Regions from separate parts of the Mus musculus genome. Here region 2 is linked to region 1. Evidence: chromatin loops called from intact Hi-C (ENCODE). Cell type or tissue: heart. All regions are shown on one strand.

The links. A loop is a pair of places that touch in the nucleus more often than their neighbours do. Peaks named below come from ENCODE experiments on the same cell type or tissue, not always from the same donor. Only the 100,000 strongest peaks of a DNase experiment are listed, where the experiment ranks them.
Region 2: it touches region 1 in a loop (5-fold over the local background); 1 of 42 quality-filtered maps calls a loop at or near these places.

Annotation. Positions count from the first base shown.
Region 1 is chr10:79,923,018-79,931,017 of GRCm38, reverse strand. Arid3a (AT rich interactive domain 3A (BRIGHT-like)) reads right to left here and starts at 3,677. Exons shown (of 9, transcript NM_001288625.1): 1 at 3,618-3,677; 2 at 1-383. The coding sequence starts at 124. Gm40715 (a long non-coding RNA gene) reads left to right here and starts at 4,027. Exons shown (of 2, transcript XR_001779822.2): 1 at 4,027-4,556; 2 at 5,429-6,325. It also overlaps a transcript of Kiss1r not described here. In heart, CTCF peaks have their summits at 3,242 and 3,443; DNase peaks (open chromatin) are centred at 2,737, 3,277, 4,047, 5,547 and 3 weaker places; H3K4me3 peaks cover 5,277 bases; H3K27ac peaks cover 5,532 bases; H3K27me3 peaks cover 1,016 bases.
Region 2 is chr10:79,992,932-80,000,931 of GRCm38, reverse strand. Cnn2 (calponin 2) reads right to left here. Exons shown (of 7, transcript NM_007725.2): 5 at 7,602-7,718; 6 at 7,358-7,504; 7 at 5,532-6,581. The coding sequence ends at 6,318. Abca7 (ATP-binding cassette, sub-family A (ABC1), member 7) reads right to left here and starts at 4,438. Exons shown (of 47, transcript NM_001347081.2): 1 at 4,344-4,438; 2 at 3,252-3,324; 3 at 3,070-3,163; 4 at 2,777-2,918; 5 at 2,576-2,688; 6 at 2,408-2,481; 7 at 2,095-2,175; 8 at 1,341-1,551; 9 at 1,112-1,251; 10 at 104-220; 11 at 1-9. The coding sequence starts at 3,317. In heart, CTCF peaks have their summits at 4,478 and 7,965 (motif pointing right); DNase peaks (open chromatin) are centred at 2,794, 3,541, 4,501 and 6,396; H3K4me3 peaks cover 2,186 bases; H3K27ac peaks cover 2,568 bases; H3K27me3 peaks cover 1,698 bases.

The DNA of each region.
Region 1 (8,000 bases):
TGGTCCGTGCCCGGACTCCAGTGGGCTCAGGTGGTGGGGGTGGTGGAGCCTGCCGAGCCTCCAGTTCCTGCCGGGCACGCTGCTGCCTCTGAATGAGAGTCTCCATCACAGCCTGCAGCTTCATGGCCCTGCGGGCCGGGCCACCCCGGGCACCAGGGGCAGTTGGTGGGGGTGGCCCCTGCGGGGAAGGGTCTTGGCCGCACTGCAGCGTGGGGACCTCGGGGGAGCCGGAACAGTGCAGGGTGGCGGCTGGCAGAGACAGGGGCTGCCAACTCAGGCTGAAGGCTAGTGGGGCATGCCAGGAGCCACCAGTGGGATCCTTGTTACGTCAGGCACCCAGGGGCAGAGACTGGTGTTGGGCTCATTCAAGCACCTGCAGACTCCTGGGGGAACACAGCAAGAGATGAGGTCAGACTCCACCTGCGCCCCAGTGACACATCCTTCCCCAGAAGGCTACAGCAAAAGCTGATGGGAGAATTGGTCACACCTGCTCAGGGCTGGCACCCCCATCTGCCGGTCTGCAGGTTCCTCGGGACCAGGATCACTGCAGTGGACACTAAGGGAATCTCTGGGTCCCCTCTGGTCAGGTCCACCAGGGACACCTTGGGTGATTGTCCCATAAGAAGAGCTGTGGGGGAGGGGCCTGGTGTTCTTGCTTTCTTATTGGTCGTACCCCCCTCTTCTAGACTCCACAGTCCCTCTGGGTTCTGGATTCTGGTTCTAAGTTCTAGATGTTGCTTGGCCCCGAGAGGCCCTGGGACCCCTGGCCAAGATTACACAGTCGCCGTCTAGGAGCCCTAGACATGTGTGCCCATTCACATGTTGCCTTCTCAGATGTCCCTCAGCTGGCCTTAGGGCCTTGGTGTGCCACTAGTGTGGTACAAGTGCCCACCGTGTGTCACACTCGGGAACAGCAGCGCACCATGCAGGCATCACCCGAGTGTCCAGTGCTGCTCAAGGCTTTGCAGAGGGCACAGTCTGCCGTCACTAGGTTATAAAGCTCCAAGGAGGGAAATGTCCCAGAATACAGCATGTGTCCCTGCCAGAAGCCCTGGTGTCCTTTCAGCCAGCACCAGGATCCAGGTCCCACCTGGCTCCAGGCCATAACTCGACACTCCCCCCCCCCATAAGCCACCAATAAGAGAGTGGACAGTGCCCAGCAACACTCAAATGGCCTGAAATCAAGGGACCATGGCTCAAGGGGAGAGTTTAGTCCACCTTGCAGACAGAAAATCTGACAGGCCATCCTCTGTCTAGCCTGAACCTCAAAAGTCTTTGCGTACAGAACCCCTGGGAGTGACCCCAACAACCCAGTGTGTGAAGAAGGCAGACAACTCCTGGCTGTTGTTTTCAACAGACATCCTGGTCATCTGCTCCCCTGCCTAAGGAGACCTCTGCAGTTCAGGACTCTCTAGATCTTCAAGGAGAATGAGGACGTCTAATGTCCCCTTCCCTAGACCCCTTCCTTTTCCTTTGGGGTCACCCCAAACCCCACACTTTCAGCAGAATTCTGGCAGGTGGGTGGCCCCAAAGGAAAAGAATGCCAAGGGTCACCCCTTTCAGCCTAGGCTTCCCAAGAAAGAGAAACCTTGGAGGCCTGGACACATGAGTGGCCTCAACACTCAGTCCCTCCACACCCTGTGGCTGCTGGTCACCCTGGTCCACCAGACTCAAGAACTGCTGGAGGGGACATTTCTGGACACTATCTGGCTTGATCCATCGCCCTTCCCCCACCCCGCTGAGCACAAACCCCCCCCCCACGGAAATGCTGAAAGCGACGCCCCCTCTTTGAGGGTGGGGTGGGGGAAGGCATGAGGAAAAAGCTAGAGGAAGCCCCTCTCCCAGCCTCCCGTCCCCCCACCCAGGTCTGTTTGGTTTAATGACCCTTCCTGGTGGAGGGTGGGGGAGGGGAACAGGGTAGGCCTCCACTGGTGGGGCTGGTAGCCCTGGAGGGACACAGATGGAAACCCCAAAGCTGCCCCTAGGTCAGGCCTGGACATCCCCCACCCTCTAGAGGTACCGGTACCCTGAGCCAACGTTGCCCATCCTTATAGACCCCTCCCCCAGCCCTTTGTCCTTGGCCCCCACCCTCAATTTATGGCATTCTCAGAAAGATCTACTAGGAACTGGTAGCTGGTGTTTGTGGAAGGGGGATCTGGCTGCAGTGGGGAAGAGACCCAGAGCCACACCCTAGTCCCCCCACCACCTCCAAGCCTCAGGTCAGAGAGAGAGAGAGAGAGAGAGAGAGAGAGAGAGAGAGAGAGAGAGAGAGAGAGAGAGAGGGAGGGAAGGAGGGAGGGAGGGAGGGAGAGAGGGAGGGGGAGAGGGAGAGAGGGAAGAGAGAGAGAGAGAGAGAGAGAGAGAGAGAGAGAGAGAGAGAGAGAGAGAGAGAGAGAGGTCACTAGCTCGGCCAGGCCTTGCAAAACACGGTTATTTGGAGTTGTGCAAGGCCAGGGCCCGAGGGTGGCGAAAGGGGCCCCTCTCTCCTCCAAGGGAGGTGGAGGGGGAAGGGCAGGAGCTGGGGAGGGGGCTGGGAAAGAAGGCACTGTGCCCCCCCAGGAGACGTGTGCAAAAACACACCCCAGTCAGAGGACAAATGTAAAACAACAACAAAAAAACAAACAAACAACCCCCCCAGTGGAGTCGGTATTTCAAAGGCTTCTTGGAAAGAGCGAGCTGGGGAGGGGGGGTGACCCTGCTGCCCAAGTCGTAAAAAACGGAAGATATTTGACAAACCCGCTGCGAGTTGACACACACGCGCGCACTCCGCGCTTCCTGCTCCCTCTTTTGTGTCGGGGGGGGGGGGGCAGGGGACCCTACCGGAGGGATCTGGATGGGCGCACCCCGCGGGGCAAGTGGAGACCCCAGTCCCAGTAGTACACTGGAGCTAGGGAACGAAATGGGGGGGGGGAGATGGGCGGACCCCGCTGGACACAGGTTTGGAAGAGAAAAAGAACTGTAGGTACCGGGGCGTGGTGGCGCGCCCGGCCTGGGATTTTCCCAAGCACTTGGGAAGGAAAGCTGCGGCAGGGGGATGGCCTCGAGTTTCAGGCTAGTCTGAGCTTTAACTCGAGTTCTAAGTCAGCCCGTACTACACAGTAAGATCCTATCTCCAAACATCTTTTTTAATTAATAAGAAAAAGCAAAACCATGTTCCCAGAGCGCAGCCCCCAGTCCTCTGCGCGCGCGCACATACACAGACACACACACCCCGGGTCCGTTTCCTTCCGCCAGGGGACAGCGCGCACTCGCGACCCCCGCGCACTCGTGTACCGGATGAAGGTCTCCAAGATCTACAACCGCAACAGCCACCCCAACTCTGATCCGTCAAGTCGCATACTCAGCCCTGCACCCCTCTACGCGCGCGTCTTTGCCTAACTTTGGAGACCCCGCAATTGTCGGTTTCCAGGGTGCCCTACGCTGCCACCTTTAGGAGAGATCGCTAGAGCCGCGCTGCAAAAGGCCTTACCGCCCGGGGTGGCCCGGGGGGCGCATGCCCCGGTGCCCGGAGCCCAGCCCAGAGTCCAGCCTGCTGGTGGCCTCCGGTGGCCTCTCTCCCCCTTGGCCTCCCCCTGGTGCCCAGTGCACGCTCCTGGCTTCGGGGTCACCCGCCTCACCGAGTCTCCAGGCCGCGTCTACATCTCCATCCGTCTGGATCGGATAGGGACGAGGTCTCCGCGCGCGACCGGGCCCCCCGCCCCGCCCCTCCCCCACCCAGCAGACGAATCGCCGTGTGACAAATTGCTCTCAGATGCAAATACCTCGCCGGTGATTCAGCAGCCCCGGGGACGCAGGAGGAGGTGGTGGGTGTCTCTCCAGGGTCCCCCTTTCCAAGCTTTCCCAGGACACCACACCGGGGTCCCCCTTCTCCAACTCAATCTGAGGACGTCCACGGTGGGAGGAGGTGGAGGGGAGCCGGAGAGCCGCCACAGAGTGGACGGAAAACTTCAGGTCGCGGCCCCTTTAAATGATAATAAATAATAAAAGGAAGGGGGAACCGGACTGAGGGACGCTCCGCCCCCATCTTAGGGACCGTGCGCAAAGTGCACGCCGCAGCCCACGGCGCAGAGGCCGCGAGCGGGAGGGCGGGGCTGCGAGAGCCCCATCGCGGGAATCCCGAAGAGTTAAAAAGGGTTCCTCGCCCCACCTCTGAGCGGAAAGTCACCTGGGCCCCCGGCCGTTTCCTGGTTTCACCCGGAACGCAAGATGGATAAGCCAAGCTTGGAGCTGGAACCTCCGCCCACTATGCTACCCTAACCTTCCGGGCCTGAGGCTCCACGTCTCTGAAATGGGCTTAAAAACCCCCGGCTAGGCTAGATCTGCGGGGGCTGGGACGCTGGGGTGTGAGGGCGCTGCGTGCGCAAAAGCACCGGGTTGGGCTGCGCGCGCGTTCGAGGAAATGCGAGGAACCGTGACGACCGTACCTAGGAGCGAGGGAAAGGAGGGCCATCCTTTAACCAACTCAGTGAAGCCCCTGCCTCGGTCTACCCAGTTCGTCTCGGGAGAGTACTGGATTCTGAGGTCCCATTTTGCAGGCTGGGAAACCGAGGCATGATGTGAGCTCAGCTAGAAGTTGAGACGATTCTAGTGGGTAACGCCAGTGCTCAGGGCAACCCCCGACCTCGACTAGTTCCCCATAGGTGGTGCTCAGGTCCCTTGTTAGACTGTTGTGGGGATCTTGAGCAGTCTGCCCCTTGAAAGCCACTTGTGTGAGTGTCTGGAGAGATGGGGTGGCTCCGGCCAATCCAAGTTCCCGGAATCCTCCCTAGAATCTGAGACTGCAGCAGTTGCTTGGAACCTTAGCCTGCAAGGCTAAGAAAGTTGCAGGTGGCAGCGAACTGCGCCTTCAAACTTTAGACACCTTGATGTGTTGGGGTGTGGCCCCGGGGTGGAGCTGGGCCTGCACACCAGCATTCTTCTCCAGCATCAAACGGGCTACTAGCAGATCTTTCTCCCTCTAATCATCTTGTGTGTCCCCTGTAAACTTGGGCAACCCCCCAAAACATTCTGCCAAGATAATGAAAGCAACATACATTCCCATTCTCTCTCTCTCTCTCTCTCTCTCTCTCTCGTGTCTGTGTGTGTGTGAGAGAGAGAGAGAGAGAGAGAGAGAGAGAGAGAGAGAGAAAGAGACCGAGACCAGAAGGGCTTCAGCAGCTCACGCATAGAGGTCCTAGGAAAACTTAGTGGAGTCGGCTTTCTCCTTCCACCTTTATGTGTATTCTGGGATGCCAAGATTCTCAGGACGCCAAGCTTGTCAGCAAGTGCCTTTACCTTCTGAACCTTGTTGCTGACCCCTAAAATACTGTTCTTAGTATTTTTTGATAGAATCTTCAAAGACAAAAGCCTAAATCTGCTGGTCCCTTTTTTATGGCAGGGATATATTTAGCCAAGGGTCCAGGTGGCAAGCATAATGACATAATGACAGGTCTCCTTATGACAGGTCTCCTAATTCACAAGATACAATTCTGGCAACTTGAAAGGCATCCGACTCGCGCCGCAGGGTGTGCGCGCCGCCTGCCGGGCGCCAGCGGAACTGCGCCCAGGGTAAGATTTTTCATCATGGAGGCGGGGCTTCAACCCAGCAGTGGAGGCCGCCAGGTGGTGCTATCGCACCTGAAAAGACGGTTTCCCACGTTAGATTGGGAGAAACTGAGGCCTGAAGTTCTCCTACATAGCTTTTTTTCTGTTGAAGACAGGGTGTGAAGTCATGAATCACGAAGTGTATCACGAAGTTAAAGTACAAGGAACGGACACGCATGACCACATCATTTTCAGATTGTATTGACACTTTTGGATCCTGGAGATGAGTGCTCTGTCCGGGACCCGCCCAGACCCTCACTGGGGGCATTGTAGACAGGAGGTGAGGCAGATGTCAACAGTGGCTCCCGCCTTTATACTCCGGCGCCTGAGGCAGAGGCGGGGGGATTTCTGAGTTTGAGGCCAGCGTGATCTACAGAGTGAGTTCCAGGACAGCCAGGGCTACACCTTGCTAAGAGACACCCTGCTTAGGAAGACGGACAAATATGGGGTCCCATTGTGTAGCCTTGGCTGGCCTAGAACTCAGAGACATCCGCCTACCGCAGTGTTTGTCTCTCATGCTGTGGTTCCTTTATAGAATTTTACTTCTGAGGCTTTTGGGATGGAGTCGGGATTTTTCCTGATCTTAGATATCAGATTTGCCATTCCTGTAGGCCTCCTTTCTAACCCTAAGGATGTATGAACCCCTTAAGGGTAGATTCATTTCAGGCTGGATTTGTAATTGAGCGGTGGCTGTCTGGAAGTGATTAAAACGGGGAGCTGGGGCCTGATTTTTTAAAATGTATTATTATTTTTTTTAAGATTTATTTATTATTATATATAAGTACACTGTAGCTATCTTCAGACACACCAGAAGAGGGAGTCAGGTCTTGTTATGGATGGTTGTGAGCCACCATGTGGTTGCTGGGATTTGAACTCTGGACCTTTGGAAGAGCAGTCAGGTGCTCTTACCTGCTGAGCCATCTCACCAGCCCCAAAATGCATTATTTTACTATAAGTGTAATTTGTAAATTAATATGGCATCTTTACTTCTCTACCTTTGCTAGTCCCCGATAGCCATAGAGAAACCAAGATTTATTTCCAGCTGCACCTCAGAGGATGGGCAGGACTGGTTTATACTAGTTCCTCCTCTAGGTTCTCCCTGCCCCAGCTCTGTAGTGCCTGAACCACGGTAATGTATCCTAGCTCTCTCTGCTTCCCAGCTTTTCCCATGGTATCTTCTCGGACCTCTCCTTTGGCGGCTCATCTCCTCATTCTTTCTAAACCTCTCTCTCTCTTTCTCTCTCTCTCTCTAACTCTCTCTCTCTCTCTCTCTCTCTAAATCTTTCTCTCCACCCCCACCCCTGATGGCAGAAGTGCCCCTCCCTATTCTCTTTTCTGCCCAGCCATTGGGTGATCAGCATTTATTGACAAGGCAGAGAATAAATGGTAAGAATTGTTTACACAAACTCATTAAGGGAAGCTCTTAGTATAAGCATTACAATGCCCTGTCTGGATTGAAACAAGATTTGAGGGCACAGAGATCAGCATTTAAATAACACAAGGGTGAACTTTACACAGTGTAAAAAAAAACAAAAACAAAACAAACAGACATTTTGCCTACATTGGTTGGAGGAGGAGGAGGGCATGGGGAAGGGGGAGGGGGGTTGAGACACGTCCTGTCTGCTACTTCCTTCTGCTTCCTAGTCACCCTGGCTGAGCAGCTATGATCAGTTCATTCCTCTTCCATGATTCTGAGCCCACCAATGCCCCCTTAGAGGCAATATAACCGTTTTCTTTGTTTTCTTCTTCAAACTTCGCCCCCCTCAGGAAATGATTCAGTCCATGAAGCGCTTGCCTTGAAGGGTGAGGGTTTCATTGTGGGAAGAGTTCAGTCCCCAGGGCCCCTGAAGAAACCCAGGCCTGGTGGTGTGCACCTTCACTCCAGCACTGGGAGACAGGAGGATTTCTGGTGTTCCAGGCCAGCCAGCCTAGAGGAATTCCTAGCTCCAGATTCAGAAAGAGCCCCTTCCATAGCGAGATGGAGCCAGGCATGGCGTGCTCCCTCTGCCTTCAGTCTCAGCACTCAGAAGCAGAAAGATTACTGTGAGGTCTGGGCTAGCCTGCTCTACATGGTCACCTCCCTGTCACTCAGAACTACACCTACTGGGACCCTATCTCAAAACTAATACCCATAAGGTGGGGCTGAGGGATGGCTCAGGGGTTAAGAGAACTGGATCCTCTGCCACAGAGCCTTAGTTCCATTCCCAGTACCTACACGGAACCTCACAACCACATTAACTCCAGTCCCAGGGGATCTCTCTTCTGGCCTTTATGAGCCACCTGATGTGGGTGCTGGGAATTGAACTCTCAGGTCCTCCGGAAAAACAGGATGAACACTTAACTGTTGACAAACTCACTCTCTGTTTGAATTAAGAAAACTTAATATGAGCTGGGCGTGGCAGCACACCCCTTTAATC
Region 2 (8,000 bases), 70 kb before region 1:
CAGAAGCCTCTGGGGAAGGAAGACAAGTGTCGAGAGATCCACATCGTCCCTTCCTGACCTGCATACCACAGTCCGCAAGAGGCCCGTTTCCATCCTGGCCCACCTGAAGCATGGCCACGTTGGTACTGTCATTCATGAAGTTGAAGATCTGGGGTCCCAGCACCCCCCAGAGTTCGTGTAGGTCCCTCAACAGAGCCAGCTCCTCGAAGGTCTGGTTCACCTGCAAGTGGGCAGCTGAGATAAGCCAGGCTGCCTGTCCACATCTCTGTCCTGCCTCTGGTCATGCCCCAGTCTCTGCACCTCTGGACCTTTGTCTCTTCATCATTATTGAGCCTCTGGCTCAATGTGTCACTCTGGCTGACCTGGAACTCAGAGATCTGCTTGCCTCTGCCCCCAATGCTGGTACTGAAGGCATGTGCCAGCACACGGAGCCATTCCATTATTCTGAGACAACATCTGACCCTATAACTTAGGCTGGAATTCCACACATTCGGCCTCAACTTCCTTCTGAGTGCTGGAACTCTAAGCCTGTGTGGTTAGGCTCTAAGAAAGAGCCATCACTTTAAGTTGTTTTCCCTTAAAAAAAAATTAGGGTGCCAGGAGTGGTGACCCAGGCCTTTAGTTCCAATACTCAGGAGACAGTGGCAGGCAGAGCTCTCTGAGTTCAAGGCCAGCCTGATCTACAAATTAAGTCCAGTGCAAAAAAACGAAAAACTAAATGTGTGTGTGTGTGTGTGTGTGTGTGTGTGTGTGTGTGTGTAGAGCCCAGAGCTCTGTGCATTTTGTGCATTTCAGGCGACCCCCTAACCATTGAACCCTGCCTCCCCAGCCCCAAGCTCCTATCTTTCCAGCTCCTACATGGGCTGGGAAGATGTGAGGGTCAGAGGCTTGGGAGGGTGGGGCAGATGTTCTACAACCCCTGCCCCTATCTGGGAATTCCAGGCAGGGTGTCCATGCTGACCACACCCCCACAGTCCCTCACTGAGAGTCTAGGCAGGGATTCTACTCCTGAACAAGCCTCAGTCTCACCTGAGTCTTACTCACTGCTCTTGGCCACCTGACTAAGGGTACTGTGTATATCGCTGTCCCTTCTTTGGCTCCTGCGTCTCACCTGAGCCATGAGCTTCCGAGTGAAGTTTGTGTCAGGTGCAAAGAGAATTTTCCCGAGGATCAATGGCTTCAGGCGCCTCCAGAGCAGCCGAGACACAGGGTGGTCATCCAGTGTCCCCACAAACTCAGAGCAGGCAGGGCCTGATAGGGGAGGATACGGTGAGCCCCAGGAGAACATGCTCTGCTCTCCACCGGCCCCACGGGGACCCAACACAGCCCTAAAGACTTACTGAGACTGTTGTCAGGCAGGGCAGGGGCCACCTCTGGCCCCATGAACTCATTAAGCTGGTTGGCTTCGTACCAATTGAGGGACAGGCCCCCTGGACTGCTGGGTCCCTTGGTACTGCAGAGGGCCTCCGAAACCAGCTCCAGAGAACCAGCTGACCCTCGGGGCCTCCGCAGCAAAGCTCGGAGCTCCATCAGGCTGGGCAGTGTCAGGAGCTGTAGAGAAGTCACCCAGGGCAGCTGGACACCTCCTGCAGACCATCTGACAACCTTTTTTGGTTTTTGGCTTTTGTTTTGTTTTGTGTTTGGGTTTTTGTTTTGTTTTGTTTTGTTTTGTCTTGTTTTTGAAATAGGGTTTCATGTGGCTGCCTGGCCTTCCTTGCTATGTAGCGGAGGAGGACCTGCTTCTACCTCCCGAATGCTGGTGTGACAGCAGTGTCACCTCTCCTGGTTTATGAAGAATTAGGGGTGGGATCCAGGGTTTCATGCATGCTGGGCTGGCTTACACCCTCAGTCCATTTAGTTGCTCGAGATAGTATCTCCATCTATAGCCCAGGCTAGCCTCAAATTTGCAATTCTCCCACCTCGAGTCTGGAGCACACCGCTCGGTGGGAGGGATGCACCAGCACACATAGCTTTTTCTAACTTGGAGCCTGAACCTGGGCAGGTACCTGGGCAGGAGCACCTGTTCTGTCCCCTTCCCTTCCCCGTCTGCATGTTGCTTCCTGGCCAGGATAGAGGCTGGCTGGGGCTGCTCACCTCCTGGGCAAGATCCCTGATAGCATCTGAGAACTTTCTCATAGAATCCTGGGCTTGACCCAGCACAGGATCCAGGGATGCCTGTGAAGCAACGATGGGTGAGACCTGGGTGGACTGCTCAGTAGTCCCCTGGCCATAAATGACCTTGGACCCATGATCCTCCCACAGAGCCAGAATGGAGGTGAGCACTCCCCCCACTGATCCCCACCGAGCTCCTATCACCCCGCTTTACAAATGAGGAATGGAGGAGTTGAAAGGGGCAAGGGCTCATCCCAGGCGGCCACGGGAGTTCCTCGCGCCAGCCCCCCCTCACCCTTTGCAGGATCTTCTCCAGAAGCTTAGTCACTGACCCTTGACTGGTCGGCTGGTCACTCTCCTGTGGTCGTGCTGAGGGGAGGGGATGCCAACAGGCAGCCAAGCTCAGCCTGCAGCTCAGCCTCCTCCCCAACCCCCTGCCCGATTTACAGCCCCAGGTCTCTACCTCCACCTCCAACTGCCCTGAGCACGGGGATCAGTTTCCCCAGGGCATCCAGCATGTCCTGGATGCTGTGGCCCCCGAGCACTGTGCGGGTATCAGCGAGGAGCCTCGAGATCCTGGGGAGCAGAGAGGGAGTGGGAGGCGGGGCCTCAAGAGTCCAGGACCCCATTCACCAGCCAGCCCCCACCTGCCAAGTTCACTCACAAGGAATCCTTAAAGTTACTCAGGACCCCAGGCTTCTCGCCAGGCGTTGGGTGCTGGAAGCAGGAGTTGTTTACGTTGCAGACAAGGCCCTGCAGCCAGGGCACCGTGCCCGCCGATGGTAATGGCTTGTTTGGAAAGTGGCCTGGAGCGGGGAGACATCTGCTCATAGTCGCCCTCACTTCTATTATCAGCTCATTAAATGATATGGCCACCCGCCACACCCAGCTCAGACCCCAGCGCCAAGCAGGGCGGGAGAGGCTTGTCACTGTCCCACCACACACACAGCGGCTCACATTCGTGATGCTCCAGAGGGGGGTGGGAGTGACGGACAGCCACTAGGATGAAGAAGAGGAAGAGGGGCCAAAGCAACTCCACTAGTAGTTGGATCTGGGGAGAGAATGGGTAGGAGACTTTGGGGGGCCGTGATGGACACCTGCCATCGCCCCCCCCCCGACCTGCAAACCCCGGGCGTTACCGGTTGTCTCCGTCGATAGGTGTAATTTTTCCACAGCAGAAGCATCAGCTGTGTGCCTAAGGCCATGATGACTCTGGACCGGAAACAGCGGAGAGGACAGGACAAAGAAAAGGCTGAGAGTGAGCTGTGTGGCTCCAGACAAATGTCTGCGGGTCTCTGATCCTCATCCTTCCGAACATCGGGCTGAGCCTCAATAAATCTCCCGCAAAGAGCCCGGCAAACAAGGCACCATAGAAAGAAATTCACTAGGGAAGTGACCAATGGGAACCCGGCGCGCAGCCGTCCTCGTAGCTGATTGGCTGGAAGGGCTATCGATGAAGGCTGGGGTCTGGAAGACCCTGTTTGCATTCTTAGGGGGCGGAGCTTGGGTTTAAAGCTTGGGGCTTGGGGCTCGGGGCTCCACGGTCAGCCTCATACCAGACCGGGGTCTCGGTTCCGTTCGCCCCAGGTGGCCCCCGGTGAGACCCGGAGTCTGTGTCATTTGCAGCTGGCCTTCTATTTTTTAAGAGATGGGAACTGAGGCTCAAAAAGGGGCAAAGTCACGCTCCCAAGGAAACCAGAGAAGAAGGAGGGCCCGCCCTCCGGAGTCAAAAGGAGGGTACAGAAGACCGCCGGCTAGGAGGAGTCAGGGACAGGCTCCTTGAGCACGCCATTCCTGATTTCGTTATTTTATTTCCCCCCGGAACTGTATGCCTGTGGCCTGCTTCATGATACCGATAGGGAAACTGAGGCTGACAGAGAGGGAAATTGCCAAAGTTTAACCATCTACATGGAAATTGGCGGCTTCCACTCGGGGACTTTTTTCTTTCATAAAGTGAAATTTGAGATCTGGGGGGTGGGGGGTGACAGGCCTCATTTGGAAAGTGGGACACTGGAGGTGTAGGTTGGCAGAGGTCCCTCGAGGTGACCAGATGACCGCTGTGAGGATCGGTGGTCCATTTTTCCCACACTCCCCGGAAGGATAAGGAAGGGCAAGGGAGAGTAGGCACCTGGAACCCCAAATTATCAGGGAACGTGGCTCAGCCCACCCTCACCCCACAGCATCCCCAGATCTCCAGGCTCCACCTTCCACCCTCTCGGGGATTTTCTCACCGTTCTGAGGCCCCCAAACTCCATCCACTTTCGCTCCTCTCGGCCTCGGCGGGGGAGCGCGGCCCCTTTAAGTGGAGCCCCGCTCAATTGCGGACGACGCCCTTCGCAACCCGGTGCCCTAAGGAGCACCCAGCCCCGCCCCCTAACGCTACTATTGGATATTGCACCTGCTACTCAGGCGACTTTGCCATTGGAGGAGGCGGGACCACAGCCCGCCTCTCCGAGCCGGGTTTCTTAAAGGGACAACAGGATTCCTGCTGCATCAGTTTGGCTTCACTGGGACACGACAAAGAGGGGGACAACGGGTCACCTGTGAGTTCACATCTTGAAATGGCAGCTCCCCACAGCAAGACATTCCTGTCTCCTCTCCCCAAGGACTCCTTTTTAAAAATACTTTTTAATTTTGAGAGTGGCTCACACTGCTGTGGTAGGCCTGGAAATCACTGCTTAGACCAGGCTGGTCTCACAGAGATCCGCCTGCCTCTGCCTCCTGAGTGCTGGGATTAAAGGCGTGTGCCACCACAAGTAACCTTTGTTTTTAAATTTAATTAATTTGCTTATTAGGGTAGGACACATGCATGCATGGCATATCTGTGGAGGTCAGAGGACCATTTCCTGGAGTCTATTCTTGCCTACCATGATGTGGGACCTCAGGCAAAGACCAAGTTTAGGTCGGAAGGTTTGCACAAGGTCTTTGTATCCTGTGCCATCTCCTGCCACCAGCCAGAATTGTACCACAGCCTCTGTGAGCTCATCTCCAAAGTAGAGCTTCAAGGACCTGCACATTCATTTTAGCAACATCCTCTGGTCTAGACAATTTCAGAATCAGGTGGCAGCCCAATATCCTAAGATTAGAATCAATAGTTGCCTGGATTGTAGGCAAGATTCTCAGATGTCTCCTACTCTGGAAAAAAAAAACTGGTTTATTTCACAAAGCATAGAGGGAGATGGGTGTAGATCACCCTGGCAAGCGTGAGTTAGGGGGCCTTAGAAGTTGGGGTTTTGCAGATGCATAGGAGTTCGAAGGAAGCTGGTGAGGGAGACTCAGCCTCTTTCTCCACCCTAGCCCCGATCTATCTCACATCATTCATTCAACTGTGTCTGTTTCTCGCCTTCTCCCTAACTTTTGTGCAGGGCTTGCACCTTGCTTCTAGACAGCGCCCCCTCCATCACGGCCAAACTCAGGAATGTACTTTACTCTTAGAAACAGAGGTTTTTATTGTTTTTGTTTTTGTTTTGTTTTTGTTTTTTTTTTTGTTTTTTTGGTCCACACAGGGAATTTCACATTTTCTGGCAGTGCAGGGGCCCGTGTGGGTCATGTGTGGCCCCTTCCGAGGCCCAGACTCTAGCACACCTAATCAGGGCCTGCACAGGGGCAGGGAAGCCTTCAAACACCAGAGGAGTGAGGGAGGGCTGCAGGCGTTGGGGTCACATCTGGCTTGCCTCAGTTTCCCCACGGGGCACAGGAGGGTGAAGTCTGAGAGTCGTGGGAAAGCAAACTTAGTCCCTCAGAATGCCTGCAGTATTTTAAAGCCTAGTGTACTCCAATACTTTTGAGGCAAAACCCCCACAAAACCCCTTGTTTTCTTTCATTGAAACTGCCTGTAATTTCCCCGGGTTCACAAACCACAAACTGATGTGAAAGAGATGAAGAAACAGGAAGCCCATTGGGGCCAGCCTCTCCCACAGCCCACTGGGAAACGCACAGCCTCACTGTCCCACCAAGGACACCCATGTCCCCTGTCTGGTGGGTCAATCCTGGGAAGGAAGCGAGGCATGGTGGGTGAGGAAGGAGCATAGATAGCACAGATCTGTCATCCCAGCCCTTAGGAAGCTGAGGCAGGAGGATTGCAGTGAGTTCCAGGCCAGAGAGAGATACAAAGAGATGACCAGTTTCCAAACACAAAACACAATGAAAACCCCAAAGCCCACACAGGGCTGCTGATGCAGTGGGGGAGCTGGCATGCTGGGTGCTCAGTAGCCAGCTTCCTCCTGGCAGTAGGCCAGGTACTCTGGGGCCTCGCCTTGGCCGTCACCCGCAGGAGCCCCGTCAGCTGCAGAGCCCTGTGGGCAATACTTGGGATCGTAGATCTGCCGCCCCAGTCCGAAGACCTGACCGCTCTGGTTGGCGCCCTGCGTGTAGCCCATCTGCAGGGACATGGAAGAGTTGTCGCACTTGTCGGTGCCCAGCTTGGTGTCATAGATGTGCCTCCGGGTCCCTGGAGCTGTCATGCCCACCTGGAGACAGGGGAGAAGGTAAGTGGGGCTCAGAAGAAGAGCAGCTAATCCCCTCAGTGTACTCCCTGTAACTCTCTACAGGGCTTCCAAAGCTTAGACTAAACCCTTTTGTTTCTTTAAGGCTTGATCTTGGACTAGAGAGATGGCTCCGTGGTTAAGAGCACTGACTGCTCTTCCAGAGGTCCTGAGTTCAATTCCCAGCAACCACATGGTGGCTGACAACCATCTGTAATGGGATCTGATGCCCTCTTCTGGTGTGCCTAAAGACAGCTGCAGTGTACGTATATAAATAAAAATAAATAAATCTTAAAAAAAAAAAGACTTAGTCTCATGTAGCACAGGCTAGCCTCAAACTCATTCTGCAGTTGAGGATGGCTCTGGACTCCTGCTCCTCTGCTACTTTCTGAGGATGACAAGCTCATGCCCAGTTTATGCCGTGCTGAGTCAGGAGAGCTGCCAAGAGCTCCAGGCTACCCTTGGCTACATAGTCAGGCCCTGGCTCAAACCCAGCCTCTGCACAAAAACAAAAGGAAATACAACTTTTTGTCCCAAAGCACCAACCTCCCACTATCTCCTTCTGAGGTCCCCAAAACCTCAGTGACACACCCATTCAACTTAACAAAAAGGTTAGAGTATCAGGTGGGGTTATGCACAGAGTACGGCTGTCACTTCTGTAAGCATGCACAGTGAGGAAGAACCAGAGTTGAGGCTGAGGTGGGGGGTCACAGCCGGGGTGCCAGGGTGCAGGGGCACAGGGGCGCCGGGGCAGGACCCACCTGGCTGGCACACTTGTTGGTGCCCATCTGGAGGCTGATGGTGCAGTGGTCCATGGGAGGCAGGATATGGTTCTTGGGGTCATAGAGATGTCTCCTGGTACCATAGGCTGTCATGCCAGACTGGCTGGCACACTTGTTGGTGCCCATCTGCAGGGGGCAGTAGGGGATTAGGGTGCTGTCGGCAGGCTCCAAACCTTCCTTGGAGCTCAAGGGGTCAGGGCCCTGTCCAGGCTCTGGGACTGACCTGCAGCCCGATGACGCACTGGCCGGCCTTCATGGTGGCGTCGTCAAAGTTCCTCTCCTGTTTCTCCGAATACTTAACTCCAATGTCCACACCACTCTGCAGCCCCTTGGTCTTGGCCTGGATGGGAGGGGGGTGGTGAAGGGAGCTGTCAGTGGATACAACCCTGCCCCTCAGGTGTCTGGCCCTGCCCTCAAACCTCCAAGTCCACTATAGGGACTTCTCACCACCTCCCAAACTCCTTGTTGAAACGTGGTAGACTCTAGACAGCAAATTTTCCTTACTCCCCACTTCTGGCATCAGGTGAAGTGACTTTTTGTTTGTTTATTTATTCTATGTATATGAGTATACTATAGCTGTCCTCAGACCCACCAGAAGAGGGCATCAGATCCCATTACAGAT